2 separate regions of the Homo sapiens genome follow, and region 1 is linked to region 2. The links are chromatin contacts, found by Hi-C or POLR2A ChIA-PET in ENCODE. All regions are on one chromosome and are shown on one strand. Each heading gives the region's core, a stretch centred on a gene start or an enhancer-like site at or near the end of the contact. The rest is flanking DNA. Distances are from core to core; before and after follow the strand shown.

Region 1 (5,343 bases), core at 1-2,500, 390 kb after region 2:
AAAAAAAAAAAAAAAGGCACATAATGATCATCTTCATGCATTCAGGTAAGATACTGTGTGCACATTCACAAAATAAAAATAGACTAAAGGATGGTTTATGGAATACTATGCAGTTGCAAAGAAAGCACAAATTTATATTTTTAAAAGATAAAGATATAAGAAAAAAATTCATAACTGTACATATAATCCTATTTATGTAAAAAATATATATATATATATGGTTGTCTGAAGATATTTTGGGACTCCAAACACCTTCACAATGACCACTGAAGACCCCATTCCACAATGGACTCCACCTAAATGCTGAGTTGGAGTTATAATAAGATTTGGTTACCAAGGCATTTATTTAAGTGAGTATTAACTTTGCTCTTGCCCTTGAAAAGCTCCTAATTCTAGTTATCTTTATCCAAGCGTAAGAGATTAAAGACCCGCCTGAAGATACAGATGCAAACTGACCGTAAGACAATCAGCGAGTCTCACACAGCTCGGCTTTGTATTTTCAGACAACCCTTTAATTACAAACGCCTCTGGGCCAATGGTCTGAAAATGGTTGGGACTGAGGTGCTGGGGATACAATGATGAACTGCAGCCGCTGAAGCCCTGTCAGGTGGAGACCCGGTTACCTCAGACCCTCACTGAGCCTTTTCTTTTTTCTTTTCTTTCTTCCTGTTTTTCTTTTGAGACGCAGTCTCCCAGGCTGCAGTGCAGTGGCTCACTGCAACCTCGGCTTCCCGGGTTCAAGCGATTCTCCTGCCTCAGCCTCCCGAGTACCTGGGATTACAGGCGGCGCCACCACGCCAGGCTAATTTTTGTATTTTTGGTAGAGACGAGGTTTCACCATGTTGGCCAAGCTGGTCTCGACCTCCTGACCTCAGGTGATCCGCAAGCCTCGGCCTCCCAAAGTGCTGGAATTACAGGCGTGAGCCACCGCGCCCGTCTACTGCGCGTTTTCTAAACCTTGGCTCCTACGCATTTATCAGAAGAGAGAGCGCAATCTGTCTATGACTTCCAGCCAATAGCTACACTTCTTTTCTCAGCCCTCGTCCACTGTTCTTTTTTAACCAATCAGAAACGTTTTTCAAACGTTTGCCCTCCCCGCTAAGTGCGCAGGCTCCTGGAAAGTTGTCTTCACTTCCGGGCCGCGGTCTAGGGCGGCTACGTGTGTTGCCATAGCGACCATTTTGCATTAACTGGTTGGTAGCTTCTATCCTGGGGGCTGAGCGACTGCGGGCCAGCTCTTCCCCTACTCCCTCTCGGCTCCTTGTGGCCCAAAGGCCTAACCGGGGTCCGGCGGTCTGGCCTAGGGATCTTCCCCGTTGCCCCTTTGGGGCGGGATGGCTGCGGAAGAAGAAGACGAGGTGGAGTGGGTAGTGGAGAGCATCGCGGGGTTCCTGCGAGGCCCAGACTGGTCCATCCCCATCTTGGACTTTGTGGAACAGAAATGTGAAGGTAAAAACCAGAGCCCGAACCGACAATCCTTTTCTCCTCTCTCACACCAGCGGCGGGCAGGGGGTTGGTAACCACAAGCCATCTCTCGTCTCCCCGACCCCCTGTCTCCACCCCTGTCGCAAGGTCTCGTTCCCCTCACCACCTTCTCCACCCGCGTCATCAGGTTTAGAGCTGGTTGTGTGGGAGGAATTCCTTTCACCCTGCCAATGTGTTCCTTCGCAGACCTGAAAACGGGGACCGAGACTCCCCTTCTCTGGGGCCGAAGCGCACGTCCGAAGAACATTAGACTTGAATCGTAAATTCGGTCTCTCACCCTGTCCCGAACGTTTCTGCCCTCGGCAGGTGGACTGTTTGGCTGGGCTTCTTCAACAGCTTTGCCAGACTTGAGAGGAGAAGCGTCGGTTTACCTGAGTTCCTTATGATCCCTAGCATTTCGCCCGGTGTAGTCAGCTTAGGAAATGAGAAATGATTTCACTCCAAACCAACAGTTAACTGCAAAGGAGGGCATGTGATAACTCCAGGAAGCCCAGAGCCGGTGATTTTGGTGGCCTGTGTTCCCCTTGGTGAGCTCTCTACTCTTCGCTATACCAAAAATTGGCGAGGTGGGGCAGGACCATTCTTGGAACAAATGAGGCGTATAGATATGGCATAATATTCCCCGTGAAGGACAGGCATCTCCGGGTTCTGAGCAGTTCTTCAGGCTTGGAGTTCTGCATTCAGTTCGTGGAGACTATTTGCAGCCCATTCGCAGAAAAGGAACCAGAAACCACGTCATATAAATGAGTGCCCAAGCGTTATTGTGGTTGTTTAATCGGGCAAGACTTTGAGGGTAGTAGTATTCATCAATTATTTGAACATCTGCTTTGTGTTGTAAGGTTGAGTAGAATAGAGCTAGGGTCAGTTGGTACAAGCTACAGGGAAACAAATTTCAGTGAAGGAAGTGTTTCATGATAGAATGTATCCAAGATGAGTTAGCCAGCCTCAGAAGGTAATGAGCTTCCCGGCTCCAGCAGTGTTTGAATGGATCTGATAGCGACTTAATAGGGTTAGAGGGATTCAGCTATTCAGCTATCAAATGGTCGGTTATCCTGGATGACCTTTTAAGACTTCTTTAAATTCCAAGATATCATGAATCTGGTAAAGATGAAATTCAGTTTGACCACTGAATCTTTTCATTACATTTTCATTGCTATAATCAATATTCAAATCGTAGTTATTAAAGTGTTATTTTTACAGGTAATTTTTTAACAATGTTCAAAAACAAAATAACTTGTATTTGTACTCCTTTTTTTTTTTTTTTTTTGGGAGACAGAGTGTCGCTCTGTTGCCCAGGCTGGAGTGCAGTGGCGTGATCTTGGCTCACTGCATTGTTTTATACATATGATCATTCAGTAAACACTTGTTTTGATTTTATTTAACTTCATTATTTATCTGTGGTAACAAAAATTGCCTGGTCACTTTCAGTAACATTTACATCAGCAAAATTCCAGTACAATAAAATAATATGGAACCTATTGTAAAAGGATTTAACCATTAACAATAATATTACATTAAAAGTTATGAAGAAATTATTGCCTCATATTGATTGAAATGTGTTTTTGTCTTAAATATGAGGTAGTATTCATTTTAAATATTTTCTCAAGTAGGCAAAAAAGCTTGTTTACAATTAATAGTATATATGTGTGTGTGTGTGTGTGTGTGTGTGTATATTTTTTTTTCTTTTTTTTTTTTGAGATGGAGTCTCACTCTGCCGCCCAGGCTGGAGTGCAGTGGTGCAATCTTGGCTCACTGCAACCTCCGCCTCCTGGGTTCAAGCAATTCTCTTGCCTCAGCCTCCCGAGTAGCTGGGTCTACAGGCGCGCACAACCACGCCTGGCTGATTTTTGTATTTTTAGTAGAGATGGGATTTCACCACATCAGCCAGGCTGGTCTCGAACTCCTGATCGTAGGTGATCCACCCACCTTGGCCTCCGAAAGTGCTGGGATTACAGGCATGAGCCACAGTGCTCGGCCAATAGTATATATTTTTAGATATATTCATTTATATATTTTTAAAAGATAAACCCTAAGAATTCAAAGCTGAAGAGCTAGGTTGACAGTTCTATTTGGAAGGAGTGGATTTTTAAATTTGCATTAATAAAATGATTTGGTTTTTACACTATGTAATATTTTCTTTTAAATTTAGTTTTTGATGATGAAGAAGAAAGCAAATTGACCTATACAGAGATTCATCAGGAATACAAAGAACTAGTGAGTATTTTTTTTCACTGATTTTTAAAAGTAATTAGGCTAATACTACTTATAGCTTTTCTAAATGAAGAAAAATATTTTTACATTAAAAATCCTTAATTTTACAAAAATCCAATCTACCTTAACAATAGTGCCAGTTATATCTGTCTCCACAGGTGCTCTGAATATCTCATTTGGATGACTTATCTCCTCTACTCTAAGGAATGGTTTTACAACTCTTTATGGGTTCTTGCATGTATTCTTTATATCTTATTCTTATTTTGTTGACGCATCCAGGGACATATTAATTATTCACTTCGTCATGGTTGTCATGTGATTTTTTTATTTTTTATTTTTGAGACAGGGTCTTGCTCTGTCACCCAGGCTGGAGTGCAGTGGCACTATCACAGCCTATTGCAGCCTCAACCTCCCCAGGCTCAAGCGATCCTCCCATCTCAGCCACCTGAGTAGCTGGGACTACAGGTGTGCACCACCATGCCCTGCTAATTTTTTTGTATTTTGTAGAGATGGCGTTTCTCTGTGTTTCCCAGGCTGGTGTGGAACTCCAGAGCTCAAGTGATCCACCTGCCTGGGCCTCCCAAAGTGTTGGGTTTACAGGTGTGAGCCACTGCCCAGCCTGTCTTGTGATTTTAAAAAATGCCTCTGGCAGTGGGGCTCAGTGGCTCACACCTATAATCCCAGCACTTTGGAGGCCAAGGCAGGTGGATTGCTTCAGCCAAGGAGTTCGAGACCAGCCTGGGCAACATGGTGAAACTCCATCTTTATAAAAATTACAAAAATTAATCAGTCATGATGGCATGTGCCTGTAGTCCCAGTTGCTTGGGAGGCTGAAGTGGGAGGATGATCTCTTGAGCCCAGAAGGTCAAGGCTGCAGTGAGCCATTACTGTGCCACTGTACTCCAGTCTGGACAACAGAGTAAGACTCTGTCTCAAAAAAAAAAAAAAGAAAGAAAGAAAGAAAAGGCCAGGCGTGGTGGCTCATGCCTATAATCCCAGCACTTTGGGAGGCCAGGGCAGGCGGATCACCTGAGGTCAGGAATTCGAGACCAGCCTGACCAACATGGTGCAACGCCATCTCTACCAAAAAAAAAAAAAAAAATTAGTCGGGCATTGTGGCAGGCGCCTCTAGTCCCAGCTACTCAGGAAGCTGAGGCAGGAGAATTGCTTGAGCCTGGGAGGCAGAGGTTGCAGTGAGCCGAGATCGTACCACTGCACTCCAGCCTGGGTGACAGAGTGAGACTCCATCTCAAAAAAGAAAGAAAAGAAAAGAAGAAAAAAAAATGCCTCTGGGTAGCAGAAGAGTTGTACCACATTGAACTTCATAATCCTGACTTCAACTATTTCTATTAGAAGAAATACAATTTCATGTGATTTTCAGCAAAAATATTAACTTTTAATTTGTGTTTTGGTGAAAGACAATGTCACTGTCATGTAATATGTAGATTAATATTTGCAAAAAATTCGATGATACTTTTCTAAACTAAATACTTAATATGCAAACTGTCATGTAGAATTTTTCTATGTAATTATAAAAGTTAAACTTTGTTTTTTTAGGTTGAAAAGCTGTTAGAAGGTTACCTCAAAGAAATTGGAATTAATGAAGATCAATTTCAAGAAGCATGCACTTCTCCTCTTGCAAAGACC
Region 2 (5,526 bases), core at 118-2,617:
TGCCTATAATCCTAGCACTTTGGGAGGCCAAGGGAGGCAGGCTGCTTGAGCCCAGGAGTTTGAGACCAGCCTGGGCAACATGGTATACCCCTGTCTCTACAAAAAATACAAAAATTAGCCGGGCATGATGGTGCATGTGCCTGCAATTCTAGCTACTTGAGAGGCTGACGAGGGAGAATCACCTGAGCATGGGAGGTGGAGGCTACAGTGAACCGAGGTCTTGCCACTGCACTCCAGCCTGGGCCACAGAGTGAGACCGTCTCTCAAAAAAAAAAAAAAAATTGAAAATTAAAAATAAATATACCGATCATTTTAGGAATTAGTTCTCACTCTCCAGTTTTGTTGTTGTTTTTTTTAATTATTATTATTTTTAAAAAACATGGCCGGGTGTGGTGGCTCACACCTGTAAATCCTGTACTTTGGGAGGCCGAGGCAGGTGGATCACTTGAAGCCAGGAGTTCAAGATCATCCTGACCAACATGATGAAACCGTGTCTCTACTAAAATACAAAAATTAGCCAGGTGTGCTGGTGGGTGCCTGTAATCCCAGCTACCTGGGAGGCTGAAGCAGGAGAATCACTTGAACCCAGGAAGCAGAGGTTCCAGTGAGCTGAGATCACGCCACAGCACTACAACCTGGGCAGCAGACTGAGACTCTGTCTCAAAAAACTAAAACTAAAAATAAAAAAATTTGTGGGTACATAGTAAGTATATTTATATATGGGGTTCATAAGATGTGTTGATACAGGCATGCAATGTGAAATAAGCACATCATGGAGAATGCGGTGTTGTCTTTTGCTTGTTTACTTTTTATTTTTCAGTTTATTTGTTCCCTCTCCCTGCCTTTTTTTTACTTGCAAAAGCAATAAATACTTGTAAAAATTGTCAGAAAGGTATAAATCTACTTCCCAATAATACGGGAGGACTGTGTCATGTGTATTTCTTGTAACCTCCTCCTTATGCAGGATACTGCCCACACCGGTATGTGTTCAGTTCAATTCCGTTAGAACTACTGTTCCTCACAAGGCTGTAAGGTACCCTTGAGGTGTCTAGTCCAATTCCTCCATTCTATGGAGGGAGAAACTGAGGCCCTGAGAAGAAGGGAAACTTAGTTAGGGACCCTGAGCTGGTTAAGTGACAGAACCATAAATAGCTCTCACCGTCCTTAACATAGCCCCTGCCAGATAACCCCTAAGGAGACCCAGCAGCCACACGGCTGATAAAGCCACTGCTTGTCAAGATGTCACAGGGTGAACCCCAAAATTGGGGTTCAGCCCAGGAAGTCATGTGGGTTCTTGGCTCCAAACAGGAAGAGCGAGCCAAGAGAGCAAAGTGAAAGCAAGTTTATTAAGTAAAGGAATGAAAGGGTGGAGAGTCCACAGGCAAAGCAACCCCAAAGGCTGCTGGTTGGCTATTTTGATGGTGATTTCTTAATCACATGCTAAACAAAGAGTGGATTTTCATGAGCTTTCTGGGAAAGGGGTGGGGAATTTCCACAACTGAGGGTTCCTCTCCCTTTCAGACCATATATGGTAACTTCCAGACGGTTGCCATGGCTTTTGTAAACTGTCATGTCGCTAGTGGGCATTTCCTTTAGTATGCTAATTTATTATAATTAGTGTATAACGAGCAGAGAGGACAACCAGAGATTGCTTTTGTGGTCACGTGGGTTTTGATTGATTTTCACTTGCCTCTTTACCGCATCCTGTTTTATCTGTGGGGTCTTTATGATTTGTATCTTGTGAACTCCTATCTCACTACCATCAGCATTCCCCTCTTCCCCCCACTCCTCCTGACCTCTTGACAGAAGCTGAGGAAATGGGAAAGCAGATCCTAGACTTGGAGAAGGTCTGTGTGGGGTCCAAGGCCACTCAGTAATAAGACTCCCCCAGGTCCAAAGTCCAGAGACAGCCCCCAGACTCACTCCATCTCTCAGAGGCTGATGCCCACCCAGCAGGCATTCACCTTAGCTCAGAGCAGCACCAATTTCCTGCATGCAGTCAATAAAGTGCAGTTTGCTTCCTGACATAAACAGCTGTTCTCAGAAAGCAAATATGCAAAGAGAATATTATTCTTCAAGTTTAAATGAGGAAGAAGAAAGGGTGGGTGAAGCGGGAGGTGGGAGCTTACACAGAGTTCTAGGTTTATAATCTAATTCTCCAGAGCCAGCCTCTGACCTGCAGCCCCCTGAGTGCCCAAGCTTTTTGGGCCCACCGAAAAGGGCTCTTGAGGCAACTCAAAACCGCTTCAGAAGTAAATGCGAGGAGTTACTTACTCAGGGTTTGCCCAGTCCTGAGGAGGAAACAATTCTGATCGGGGCTTCACTAGAGGGTCTAGATCTCTGCTGTCCAACATAGTAGCCACTTGTCACATGTGTCTGTTGAGCACTTGAAATGTGAGTCGGAAGTGAGCTGGGCTGTAAGTGTAAAATGCACATAGCACCAGGCATGGTGGCTCACACCTACAATTCCATTTGGGGAGGCCAAGGGGGAAGGATCACTTGAGGCCTAGAGTTCAAGATCAACCTGGGCAACATAGTGAGACTCCATTTCTATTAAAAAAATGTTTTTAATGCACATAAGATTTCAAAGATGGCACAAAAATAATAGTTTTAAAATCTCACTAGTAATTTTTATATTGATTATATGTTTGTTTTTTTGGTTTTTTTTTTTTTTTTTGAGATGGAGTCTTGCTCTGTCACCCAGGCTGGAGTGCAGTGGCTCAATCTTGACTCACGGCAACCTCCGCCTCCCAGGCTCAAGCAATTCTCAGGCCTCAGCCTCCTGAGTAGCTCGATTACACGTGCACACCACCATTCCTGGCCAATTTCTGTATTTTTAGTAGAGATGGGATTTCACCATGTTGGCCAGGCTGGTCTCAAACTCCTGGTCTCAAGTGATCTGCCCACCTCAGCCTCCCAAAGTGCTGGGATTACAGGCGTGAGCCACCATGCCCAGCCTCAATTATACGTTTAAAAGATAACATTTTCAATATATGGTGTTAAAACATTTAAATCATTCTGCTTCTTTTTTTACACTTTACTGAAGTATAATTGGCACACAATAAACTGCACAACTTGGTAAGTTTTGACATGTGTATATACAATACCATGAAGCCATCATCACAATTAAGATAATGAACATCTCCGTCAACCCCAAAAAGTTTTCTCATGCCCTGCTGTAGTCCTTCCTGCCAATCCCCCATCCCTAATTACTGATCTGCATATGGAGTTTGCATTTGCTAGAATTTTATGTGAATAAAATTATACAGTAATATATATTTTTTACTGCTTTAACTTAGTTTAATTATTGTGAGGTTCATTCATGTTGTTGCATGTATCAGTAGTTCATTCCTTCTTATTGCTGAGTAGTATTCTATTATATATCATAGTTTGTTTATCCACTTGTTAGAGCAGTTAGCTAGGCAGATATGAGCAAGGCAGGAGAGGGCCCCCACCTCCAGGCATGTTAGGTGACCAGCAGGTGGTTGTTAAACTGTCTCTCTAAAATAATAATTGGTCACAGCCAGTGCCAGAGCTTAAAGGCAGTCTCCCAATAGATAGAAAACACCTAAAGCTGGTGATCAGCCGCTTCCTGATAAGATCTCAGAAGTTGGGTGAGTGGGCTCAAGCATGTACACTAAGAAGCAACAGGGCAAAGTTTCACTGGTCTATAACCTTCCTCCAGGAACACTCAACTGATAAGGGAAGAATACCTCAAGTGAGCATGTGCAAAACTTCAATAAACACCTGTGCACACGGCCCCTTCCAGGTGCTGGCAGGCAACTGTGCATACAGACAGCCCACCCCAAGGGAAGAATCAGGGGAGCAGAGACACAAATCCCAGAACCATGCCAATTATAAAACCCCAAGTCAAAGGCTAAACAGCATACTTGGACTCAAGTCGCCCGCTTGGCCCTCTTCCAAGTGTACTTTACTTCCTTTTGTTCCTGCGCTAAAACTTTTTAATAAACTTTCACTCTTGCTCTGAAGAGTCTCTCACCACACCTTATGTCCCTCAGATGAATTCTTTCGCCTGAGGCGGCAAGAATCAAGCTGCCACAGACCCATATGGATTCACTGCTGCTGATACATTCACCTCTTGCTGGGCATTGGTTTGTTTCCAGTTTGGGTCTACTGCAAATAAAGTAGCTATGAACATTTGATTACCTGTTTCTTTTAACGTTGTTTAAAAATGAGGTTACTAGAAAATTTTAAATCTGACTCGCATTATTTCTATTGGACAGTGCACATCTAGATTCTCTTCCAGGCTGTCCACTTCCCTGAGTCAGGCAGACTGCCTACTTAATTGAATTCAGCAAATCAATACCCTGGGCCAGGTACAGAGTGGGGAGCTGTTGTTACAAAGGTGAACGGCCTGGGGAGACCCATTTCTGTCCCCCAGACTGGCCTTTTACCAGGTACAGTCTCAAGGAACTGGCAGTCCTGCGGAGGAGAGAGACGCATAAACCATCACCTAGAATTTAACAGGAGAAGCCAGGGAGAGATGCATAAAGACAGGGCTCTGGCCAGGCAGAGGAGGAAGCACGCACTTCCGTCTGGGGAGCTGAGGAAGGTTTCCCAGGAGATGATCTTTGAACTACATCTTAGAGGATGAGAATTCACCAAGCAGAGTAGAGGGAGTGTTTCTAAATGCAGAAAAAGGAACTGAAATGCCCCAGGGCAAGGCAGCTTCCAGGAACTGGAGACTAAGAGCAAAGAGGAGGGCATGAGAAGAGGAGGGCATGAAATGGGGGTGGCTGGAAAGGAGGCCAGAGAGGGGGCCAGCCATGCCGTGCTGAGGGTGACCTCTATGCAGTGACGCTACGGAGTCAGGAAAGAGCCAGACCAGAACCACACTTTAGGAGAACATAGGAGTAACGAATACCTGGACCACGTCAGTGGGAATAGACAGCAGGGACTAAATTCCGGAGCGTTCGGAAGCAGACTGTGCAGGAAATGGTGACTGACTAGATGGGAGTCATGTGGAAGGGCTGGATTCTGAAATCACGGCGGCTGCTGCTCCTGGGTAGATGCGTGCCTCTCTTGCCTGGACTCTGACTACAGCCTCCCCACAGGTGCCCCCTCAACCTGTCCAGACCAACCACCCCACTGCTGGCACAGAGAGAGTTAAACTCCCTGAGTGTCTTCTACCAGCTCAGTCTCCCCCATGGCGCTCTCTCCACCTCCGACCTCTCAGCTGTAGCCTGAAATCTCATTTCCCTTCACATGGGCACAAAGCTCTGGGCAAGCGGAACCTGCCGCAGGCCTGTGCAGCGTGGTCCTGCCAGCCCAGAGCACTCCAGCGGCTCTCCCCATTCCCCCTACTGACCCCCCTGCCGCTCCGCAACCGCCCCTCCCCCTCCCCACACCGCAATAGTGCATGTCCCTCCATCCTCATGTCCTCTCAGCCTATGTGCTTGGTTACACAGCTTGACCTAGACTGAAAAGCCTCCTCCCCTTCCAGGCATGGTTTGGAGGCTCCTTCTCCAGAAGCTCTCCCTGAGGCCTCTAGACCCATGAGCTCCT

The links. A loop is a pair of places that touch in the nucleus more often than their neighbours do. ChIA-PET counts read pairs that join two places held with the same protein, here RNA polymerase II (POLR2A). Pooled maps may share reads with other maps.
Region 1: a map of naive thymus-derived CD4-positive, alpha-beta T cell shows a loop between it and region 2 (6-fold over the local background). The contact joins the promoter of CFAP36 here to the enhancer-like site in region 2. A Hi-C loop is called at or near these places in 1 of 168 maps with a recorded cell type or tissue (naive thymus-derived CD4-positive, alpha-beta T cell) and 9 of 50 pooled maps. POLR2A ChIA-PET finds 5 or more read pairs at or near these places in 3 of 52 experiments (CD4-positive, alpha-beta T cell, activated CD4-positive, alpha-beta T cell and activated CD4-positive, alpha-beta memory T cell).

The regions. Positions count from the first base shown.
Region 1 is chr2:55,518,468-55,523,810 of GRCh38, forward strand. CFAP36 (cilia and flagella associated protein 36) reads left to right here and starts at 1,251. Exons shown (of 10, transcript NM_080667.7): 1 at 1,251-1,449; 2 at 3,635-3,699; 3 at 5,254-5,343. The coding sequence starts at 1,335. RefSeq lists enhancers at 552-601, 1,782-2,031.
Region 2 is chr2:55,132,549-55,138,074 of GRCh38, forward strand. It overlaps a transcript of RTN4 not described here. Among named protein-coding and RNA genes, the nearest start is that of RTN4, 85 kb to the left of the region's middle. RefSeq lists enhancers at 1,112-2,024, 1,326-1,515, 1,345-1,639. Within about 2 kb of position 1,368, at least 23 of the 41 ENCODE cell types and tissues checked have a DNase peak (open chromatin) inside an H3K27ac peak, as active enhancers do; they include CD4-positive, alpha-beta T cell, where a contact is called at or near this core.